2 separate regions of the Homo sapiens genome follow, and region 1 is linked to region 2. A link is a loop called in an ENCODE intact Hi-C map of the cell type or tissue named here. Cell type or tissue: OCI-LY7. All regions are shown on one strand.

What was found. A loop is a pair of places that touch in the nucleus more often than their neighbours do. Peaks named below come from ENCODE experiments on the same cell type or tissue, not always from the same donor. Only the 100,000 strongest peaks of a DNase experiment are listed, where the experiment ranks them.
Region 1: a loop joins it to region 2, with 2.8 times the contacts of the local background. A loop is called at or near these places in 1 of 110 quality-filtered maps.

What each region holds. Positions count from the first base shown.
Region 1 is chr7:69,206,396-69,211,395 of GRCh38, forward strand. No RefSeq gene overlaps it. Among named protein-coding and RNA genes, the nearest start is that of CT66, 390 kb to the right of the region's middle. In OCI-LY7, no CTCF peak of the experiment used is centred here; a DNase peak (open chromatin) is centred at 2,656; H3K4me3 peaks cover 303 bases.
Region 2 is chr7:69,929,780-69,934,779 of GRCh38, forward strand. All of the region lies in intron 2 of AUTS2 (activator of transcription and developmental regulator AUTS2), which reads left to right. Among named protein-coding and RNA genes, the nearest start is that of AUTS2, 330 kb to the left of the region's middle. RefSeq lists an enhancer at 4,305-5,000. In OCI-LY7, CTCF peaks have their summits at 2,439 (motif pointing left) and 2,638; a DNase peak (open chromatin) is centred at 2,442.

The DNA.
Region 1 (5,000 bases), 720 kb before region 2:
GAATCAAGATTTCTGTTTTGGTACCTTTAAATGTGAGATGCCTCTTTGCAAGAAGAGATAACCAGACACTTGTAAATGCAAGCCTGGGGGTAGGGAAGAGACTGAGTTAGAGCTCAACCCATAGCCTTGTCTCAGTCTATTTTGTGTTGTTATAAAGGAATATCTGAGGCTGGGTAATTTGTAAAGAAAAGAGGCTTATTTGGCTCACGGTTCTGCAGACTTTATGAGAAGCATGGCACCACCTGGGCGCGGTGGCTCACCCCTGTAATCCCAGCACTTTGGGAGGCCCAGGCAGGTGGATCACTTGAGGTCAGGAGTTTGAGACCAGCCTGGTCAACAGGGCGAAACCCTGTCTCTACTAAAAAATACCAAAATTAGCCAAGCATGGTGGTGCACACCTGTAGTCCCAGCTACTTGGGAGGCTGAGGTGGGAGGATCATTTGAACCTGGGAGGCAGAGGTTGCAATGAGCTGAGAGCACGCCACTGTACTCCAGCCTGGGCAACGGAGTAAGACTCCATCTCAAAAAAAAGAAGAAGAAGCGTGGCTCCAACATCTGCTTGGCTTCTGGTGAGGCCTTTTGTGCTGTATCATATACAGCTGAGAAGGTCAAAGGGGAAGACAGACCAAACCCAAGGGGGTACTAGCTTTATAACAACACACTCTCTCAGGAAGGAATCCATGCCCCCAAGAACCATCCCAGTCTCGCAAGAGCAAGAACTCACTCACTAGGGCAAGAACAGCACCAAGACATTCACGAAGGATCCGCCCCCATGAGCCAAACACTCCCCTCTAGACTTCACCTCCCAATACCACCAGCTGTGGAATTAAATTTCAACATGAGATGTGGTGGTGACACACAACCTGTACCCAAACCATAGCAGGACTTACCATGCATGAAGGGTCCTGAGTACAGGGAGCCTGGGGAAGCCTCTAGAAATGGGGACAAATGGAGAAGAGGTTGTTAACATCACTTATCAAGGACCACTTTTTTTTTGAGATGGAGTCTGGCCCTGACACCCACGCTTGAGTGGAGTGTTGTGATCTCAGCTCTCTCCAACCTCCTCCTCCTTGAACCTCCGGGTTCAAGTGATTCTCATGCCTCAGCTGCCCCAGTAGCTGGGACTACAGGCCCACACCACCACACCCAGCTAAGTTTTGTATTTTTAGTAGAGGCGGAGTTTCCCCATGTTGGCCAGGCTGGTCTCGAACTCCTGACCTCAAGTGATCCACCAGCCTCAGCCTCCCAAAGTGCTGGGGTTACAGGTGTGAGTCATCGTGCCTGGCCTCAAGGACCACTTTAGAAGTATAATCTTTAACCTATTGTATCTGCTACCACAGTAAAAGAATGAAAGTTATCCAAAATAAGTAATTAAAATATTTTACTGTGTCATTTTATAATACCATGAAATCTCAAAGGGAAATAAGAAAAAAAATTATGTTTCCAAGGCACAAAAATATATCAAAAAGTAGAGATTAGGAAGAATACAAGTCCAATGGAACATCTCCAGTCCACTCTAAAATTAGAGTTTAAAACAGAGTTGTAGGTTCAAATATATCTGTTTTATTTTGTTAAATAGGTTTAATTACAAAACAATACCTGGCTGATAGAAAAAGTTTCCTTCCGGTTGCATTTAAATAGAAATAGAAAAGCTCAAAGTATTGAATAGAAAGAATATTTGTGATTGGAGAAAACAAAGAACTTCATTAAGCGGTAAAGAAGACACGTTGAAGAAGCAAAGGATAAATGTAACGATTATAAAATTAAGCAGTAATGGGCTGTATTCAGCTCCTACTTTTCAATATCATCTACTTAGCAGCCCTGAAGCAGCCTTTCCCAATTTTTAATTAAAATGCCTTTAAAAACACAGAAAAATAATAAAATCCATAACTCCATGGAAAACCAGGACCAACAGTCAATCTATTTCTAGATAGAATTGGGAGATTTTCCCCTACGGGGTCAATGGAACAAATAGCTCACTTGGGCTGAAAGTAGACAGATATTATTCTTCCTCTCCAGTGTTTTGTCTCCAGTTCAAAGTATGTATCACCAGAAACTTGAGCAGTTAGCCCATCTCCTGCAAAAACGTTCCTTTTTTTTTTTTTTTGAGACAGAGTTTCGCTCTTGTTGCCCAGGCTGGATTGCAACAGTGTGATCTTGGCTCACTACAACCTCCACCTCCCAGGTTCAAGCAATTCTCCTGCCTCAGCCTTCCAAGTAGCTGGGACTACAGGCCTGCACCCCCACACACGGCTAATTTCGTGTTTTTAGCAGAGACGGGGTTTCTCCATGTTGGTCAGGCTAGTCTCAAACTCCTGACCTCAGGTGATCTGCCTGCCTTGGCCTCCCAAAGGGCTAATGTTCCTTTTTAAAGGCCATCAGAGTGCAATTTCCCTTGCCCCAAACTCCACCTCTCCTCACCCAAATCAGGGGCTCTTTTTCCAACATTCAATCGGAACCTGCCATTCTCAAAAAATATCGAACCCAAGTAGATGGACTGGACGGTCTGGAGTCCGGGAGTAGGATGCACCTTGAAAGGTGAAACCCTAAGGAAGGGTTATTATTTTATTCATTTACTTATGAGTAATGAGTAAAGATGAGCTTTTGTAGTGCTCTATTCTGGGAGCTGTGGGTATGGTTTCACTTCCTACACTTGTTAGAACCTCAGGCTTTGGGAGTGAAAGACATCATCTCTTGTAGCAGAACCTCCCTAGAGTAAACTCACCACACACTGAGAATCAGTCTTTTTTTTTTTTTTTTTTTTTTTGAGATGGAGTTTCGCTCTTGTCTCCCAGGCTGGAGTGCAATGTCGTGATCTTGGCTCACTGCAACCTCTGCCTCCCAGGTTCAAGCAATTTTCCTGCCTCAGCCTCCTGAGTAGCTGGGATTATAGGCACACGCCACCATGCCCAGCAAATTTTTGTAATTTTAGTAGAGATGGGGTTTCACCATGTGGGCCAGGCTTGTCTCAAACTCCTGACCTCAGGAAATCCACCCACCTTAGCCTCCCAAAGTGCTGGGATTATAGGAGTGAGCCACCGTGCCCGGCCGAGAATCAGTCTTAAAAGCTGCATTCACTGAAGCTCTAAGAAGGGTGTTTGACCCAGTACGTAAGTTAACACCATAGGCAATGCACATATTCAACCATTAGTACGTACCATGACTAAACATATCTCCCTCCTGTCAAGGACAAGGAAAGAGACCCCCCGCAGTGACCACCACGTGCAAAATGCGTAAATAACAGGTCAGGTATGGTGGCTTATGTCTGTAATACCCATGCTTTGGGAGGCTGAGGTGGGAGGATCACTTGAGGCCAGGAGTTCAAGACTAGCCTGGGAAACATAGAGATCCTGTCTCTACAAAAAAGTTTAAAAATCAGCTTGGCATGGTGGTGCATGCCTGTAGTTCCAGCTACTCAGGAGGCTGAGGAGGGAAGTTGAGCCTGGGAGTTTAAGACTGCAGTGAACTTTGATTGCACCACTGCACCCCATCCTGGGCAACAGAGTACAACTCTGTCTCTAAAATAAATAAATAAATTTGTAAAATCATAATAGAAGACCTGATGAAACAAAAACGCATAATAAGTGGGAAAGGATTTCACTACCTAGACTAAAAGGAGGAGCAATAAAAGAGGAAATTTTATTTATTTTATTTTATTTTATTTTTTGGGACAGAGTTTCACTCTGTCGCCCAGGCTGGAATGCAGTGGTGCAATTTTGGCTCACTGCAACCTCCCCCTCCCAGGCTCAACCATCCTCCCATCTCAGCCTCCTGAGTAGCTGGGACTCCAGACATGGATCACCTCGCCAGGCTAATTTTTATATGTTTTTTTGTAGAGACAGGGTCTTGCCATGTTGCCCAGGCTGGTCTTGATCTCCTGGGCTCAAGAGATCCACCTACCTCAGCATCCCAAAGTGTTGGGATAACAGGCGTGAGCCACCATGCCTGGCCTAGAAAACTTCTTCTTGATAGGCAACATCTACCTCTGTGATCCGGGAATGCAAAGCCAAAAGAGAAAAGGCTGAGATGGAAACACAACAAAATAAGAAGGAAACTAAGCAAGATAAGAAAAATGTACTGAGAGATTTAAAACATTATTGGGCAAAGAGAGTGAACATTTTGTTAACTATTATATTGCCAAGGCCTAACACATCAGATCTATAGGGTACTAATCTGTATTCCAAAAATTGCCTAGGCAAAGCACAGAAAGGTCATTACTTCATATCCTAAATACTAGAATATGCTGGGCTCTGTGTAAAAATAGTCCTCTATTAGTAGGTTAATATATCTTGATTTTTCTGATAATCTGATCATCTAATCACAAGCTATTGGATTATGATTCACCTCATTAATAACGAACAATTCACATTGCTGATACATTGGATGTAGTTGGGTAAAATAGGAACAGCTACAAAACAGAATCAAGTTCATTAGATCAGGAGTCCCCAAATCCTGGGCTGAGGACTGGTACCAGTCTGTGGCCTGTTAGGAACTAGGCTGCAGAACAGGAGATGAGCAGGAGGCCAGCGGCGAGCTTGACCGCCTGAGCTCCACCTCCTGAGCTCTACCTCCTGTCAGATTAACAATAGCATTGGACCAGGCACAGCGGCTCATGCCTGTAATCCTAGCACTTCGGGAGGCTGAGACTGGTGGATTGCTTAAGGCCAGGAGTTCAAAACCAGCCTGGCCAACATGGGGAAACCCCCTCTCTACTAAAAATACACCAAATTAGCCGGGCGTGGTGGTGGGTGCCTGTAATCCCAGCTACTCGGGAGGCTGAGGCAGGAGAATCGCTTGAACCTGGGAAGCAGAGGTTGCAGTGAGCCAAGATCATGCCACTGCACTCTAGCCTGAGCAACAAGAGTGAAACTCCATCTCAAAAAAAAAAAAAGGATTCTCATAGGAATACTGATATGAGAGGGGGCAGGGAAGTGCTGGGTAGAGAGGGGTGGGGTCCCTGGCAAGGACTCCACCCTTGGGCCTGTGCCCACAGACCTAGG
Region 2 (5,000 bases):
TGTTTGCAATTAACCTCAGTGCCACTTCTGGGTTGTTTTCACTTTATTGATTATTCTACTCATTATGGGTCATGCTTTTCTGCCTCATTGTGTAACTGGTGATCTTTGGATGCCAGACATTGTGAATTTTACCTTGTTGGATGCTAGGTATTTTGGTATTTCTATAAGTCGCCTTGAGCTTTGTTCTGGGATGCAGTAAAGTTACTTAGAAAAACTTTGATCACCTGGAGTTTTGTTATTGGCATTTGTTAAGGGAAATCTGGAAAAGAGCTTAGTCTAGGCCTTGGTTATTCCTCATTACTTTTGCAAGACCTTTTTGAGTATTCAATCTAATCATCTGTGAAGTATGAGTTTTTTAGTCTCTCTCATGGGAACAGGCACTGTTCAGAGTCCTGTGCGAGTCCCAAGAAATGTTCTCTATAATTCTTTTGGGTGTTTCTTTCCCCAGCCTTGAGTAGCGTCCCCCTGCTTTCGAGCCAGTCTGTACTGTGTTGCAGGTGAACCCTCTGTAGATCTCCAGGGCTCTCTCTCTGTGTAATTCTCTTCTCTCTAGTCCTCTATCCTATGAACCCCAGCTGCCTTGATGTCCTCAGACTCAACTCTGTCTCCTCAATTCATCGAGTTGGCCTGGTTCTGCCCCAGTTTCATCTCCTGGTATTGCACCCTGGAAACTCTCCAGACAATAAGGTGGGTCAGTTATAGGGCTCTCATTTGTTTCCTGCATCTCAGAGATTACTGTCATTAGTTACTTCATGTCTGGTATCTTGAAAACCATTGTTCATATATTTTTCTGAGTATTTTTTGTTGTTTCAGGCAGGAGACTGTATCTAGTCACTGTTTCTCCATCTTGACCAGAAGTGGTTCTCCCATATTTCATTTAACAACATCATGAAATCTCTTTCAGCCAAGCTCAAGACCATAATTTGTCCTTCTCTGCCTTCTCTTTTGACCCAATGCCTTGTTCTTTCAGTCTTGTCAGTTCTTACTTCCTAGTATATTTGACATTCTTTTGTACTTAATGGTAAAAATCTTTAGGTAAACATCATCATTATTAACTTACACTAAAAAATAGTAAAATCATTGGAATGGAGGGAATATTGTCAGAATAGTTATAAGTTTTGGTGCCCTATCCCAGTGCCATCTTTAAGGTGAGTATTCAGGGAATATTTCTTATACATCTTAATTCAGTGTAAAATTTGCATGTTTTATATGTTGATAGAGCAGAATTATTTCAGGATGAGTATATTTGTTTAGATCTTTTAAAAAATGTATCTTTAGGGAGGTTTGTGCTTTTCCAGACTGAGCCAGAATGCTCGTACTGCATTTTGGATTTACACACACACACACACACACACACACACACACACACTACTTTTTTACTTTCCAGTTTCCCCTGTTACTTGGTGTGCTGCTTGAAACCAGACTTGCCATTCTTACATCTCCAGAACCTCATACCATGCCTGGCATAGTGGCACTCAATTAAGGTCTGATGATTTGTACTGAGTAAGCTATAGTTTTAGGCTTGGAGCATTGTTAAGGCTTTGCATAGAATCTCTGCATTATACAGAATCTTAACTGTCTCTACATTACAGTATAATCCACATCTGCATCTTTGCAGCTTGCTATTATACATCTTTGGTTTGCTGTGAAAGAGCTGTCAGAGAATGAGCTCTTTATTGCTTAGAATTACTAGTTAACTATTGTTTTGCCATTGATCAGAATGTCTCCTTTTTCTGTTCTGCTGTATTCATTGTGGTATTTTGTTGTAATCAGAGATAGTCTTGGAGGTGCAAGACTTATTGGATCTCCGTTTGTGCCATTGTCGCAACATCACTGACTTGGTGAGGATCAGTCAGGGGTTTCTTCCTTCTGTTTTTGTCATGGCAGTCTTACTTTTTGAAACATTTGTCACCTTCTCTGATCCTGCCTCCTGCTTTTCCCCATCTGCACTCTGACCTATACTGTTTTAGAAGGAAAAGATAATAAAGGTCAGATTTTATAAAACTCTGTTCAAGAAATACTGCATAAAGGGCTCTTCAAGATAAAAGACTACCCCGCTTGTCAGGCAGCCTGCTAATTTGAGAGTGCTGACGACTTACCTTGATGAGGCAATCTTCGAATTGATGACTCTTTTTAATTAATTGTCTTTTCATTGATAAAACAGAATTGCTTTGTTTTCCTTTTACTGCCCATCTCTTCCTCACAAAATATGTTTCCTCTCCGAACACACAAACTGTGTTTTCAGAATCTCCCCTGAGTCTGGAGGTCTGGACAGTAGTGTGTTTGTGTGCTTGTGTGTGTATATGTGTGCACACACATGCACAGCTTGTGTGCATGGTATCTGTGATTTCTGTGTGTGCTTATATTTTTCACTATTTTGGATTCATCCAGTTCTATAAAGACATACTTGCTTGCTTTGCATGGTTCTGGCTCCCTCTGCAGCCCCAAATGGAAAAGTGCTTTGTTGTCTTTTGTTGCTGAAAAATCCAGCTCTCGGCCTTCTTTCTTTGAGTAGAGCATCCCAGCTGGTATACAAGTATAGATTGGATTTCAGATTTAGCAATGCATTGTGTTTTGACAAAGCTTATTGAAGATGGAAGTCATTTTTCAGGAGCGCTCTAAGAGGTGAGAAAATGGCAAGGGAGGGTGGGGAGGAAAGGGAGAAAATGCAGAAGAGGCAGACACAATTGCAACATTGATTTGGTAAATAGAAAGTTAATGTAGCTACAGGTATTGACAGTAAACTTTGGCTAAGATATTGGAGAATTGCAGATTGGAAGGCTAGAGCTATTTCAGAATTTCCAGGGCCATTTTATTGGATTATACACCTTAGAACCTTAACACACAGCTTCTGTTGATTAGTACAGTTTGGCCTCCAGTGTGAGTTTGGCTTTGAACACTCAGTGTGACTTTGGCTAGGGCTTGGCACCTGTGGACTTCAGCTTCTACTTTAGTAAAATGAATGAGTTAGAACAAATAATTGTTACATTCAAATCCAGATTTATGAGTGTACGATAGTGGCTTCACATTATTTGTTTTAAGTTACCGTTGAGAATTTGGTTCTCAGTAATCTAGAGCTACTATTTTAGCAGAATTATACATGGGATGCAGAATAGAAGCTTTTAAGCAACAGTCAACCAGATTGGTCTATAATAACTCCAGGATAAATACAAGAAGAATTTCTGGACACATTTTGCCCCAGTGAAGTAAAATTATTTACATTCAAGGATGGATTTGGAAATGCAGGTATTTTTCTGTTGATCTGCACGTTGGTTACACTGGTGTGTTCAGTGTGTAATTACACTTCCATGCAGTTATTTTTGTTTTTGTGTTAGATTTCAATAAACTATTATTTTTTCTAACAGATCTTAAACTTTAATGCTTCTTTAGAGTACTAATCAAAGTACTGTTACATAAGTAATGGCTCATGTGTGCGCACAGGTGTCTGCTCTGTGAAGTAGTCCATTTCAAATTATACCACATTAAATTGTGTCTGCTTTAAAGGGTTAAAATAAGTACATGTATATATTTAGATATATAAGATGACTTCTATTTAATAGATAATTAGAATGTTTATGTAATAGATTTATGCTTTCAGAGATTTCATATTCACAAAGTAAGTTTTGGAACCTTGAAACATGGATAGGTCAGTGTCATTTGGTTTCTTTTTTCTTCGTTTAATCCTTTTCAGGACTTCGGCTCCCTGTGAGTTGTTAATGTATAGTGTTTATGAATCCAAATAACATTCATTAACTTTCTTGGAAGGTCACAGTTATGTTGGTTCTGTTCGAAATAAGTACTATAAATTTTTTAGAATAAAAAAGGAAAGTATTACAGTGAGTTTTGCTATCCACTTGCCACTTTCCTTTCCCTTCCTTTTTTTGTTTTTTGTTTTTTGTTTTTTGGTAGGGAGGGAGGTCTCCCTGTGTTGTTTAGGTTGGTCTCAAACTCTTGGCCTCAAGCAGTCCTCCCACCTCAGCCTCCCAAAATGTTGGGATTACAGGTGTGAGCCATTGCACTTGGCCCTTTCCCATTTTTGTGCTTGACTAGTATAAGTGTCATTTTTGTTTTCTTGAAACCTTTGTTCTTTCCCATGTGAATACACATAGGATGACAATAGTCACAAAACTCTTTCCGTACTTAGAAGACTAAAACCAGAAATTGTTGCTTGAACATGTAATGGATAATTGTTAAAATTCTGCACTGGTTTGTACTGTTCTCGAATTTTTATGTAAAGGTCTAGTTTAGAGATTTATTATTTTTATTGTTTAGACTTAAAAGGAAAACAGTTAGCTGCGGAATCTAGTTTTTATCCTGGAGCGAAACTCATATAACCTTGTTGATTTTAGTGGGAATTAGAAAGTTCAGACTCTTTTTTTAGAGGTCTCCCAAAATTGTTTCCACTCTATGTTGAAAGGAACTCTAATCTACAGAAGTGGAGGTGACAGTAAGGAGGGCAGGGGATGCTCTTCCCAAAGGAGTTTCTACAATGCAGCTGAGTTAGAGTGCAGTAGAAAGAGCGAGATCTCATAGTGGCATGTTCCTGTCACAGCATGTGTATAGCAGTCACAGACTCTGAACCCAAAGACTGTATTTCTAGTTGGAGCAGACATTGACTCCTTTTTCTGGGCTGAAAACAGTGAAGTGTATTGGTTTTGGTAGCTTGGGTTATAAGAAACCTAAATTAGTTTGAAGTGGAATTATCCTGATGAAAGGGCAGTTGAAAGCCCTTGACACTGGACAGAGGATTGTCTAGTGTCTAATCTTGGCTCAAAATGCACCAGACATAATGAGAGTCATTATGAACTGCTGATCTCCTACCCCTCCCCTCAGCAGACCCTATTAGACTTGCAAAAATAGCAAACACTGTGTGTGTTTGGCATGGTGCCTGCTGTGTAGTAGAGGAAGAAAGCGTACCTTGTTTGCACCACAACCAGATACTGGTGCATCATGTTACAGCTCTGCTTGGTTCTGAGCTCCTCTGTTCAATCTCGTCTTGA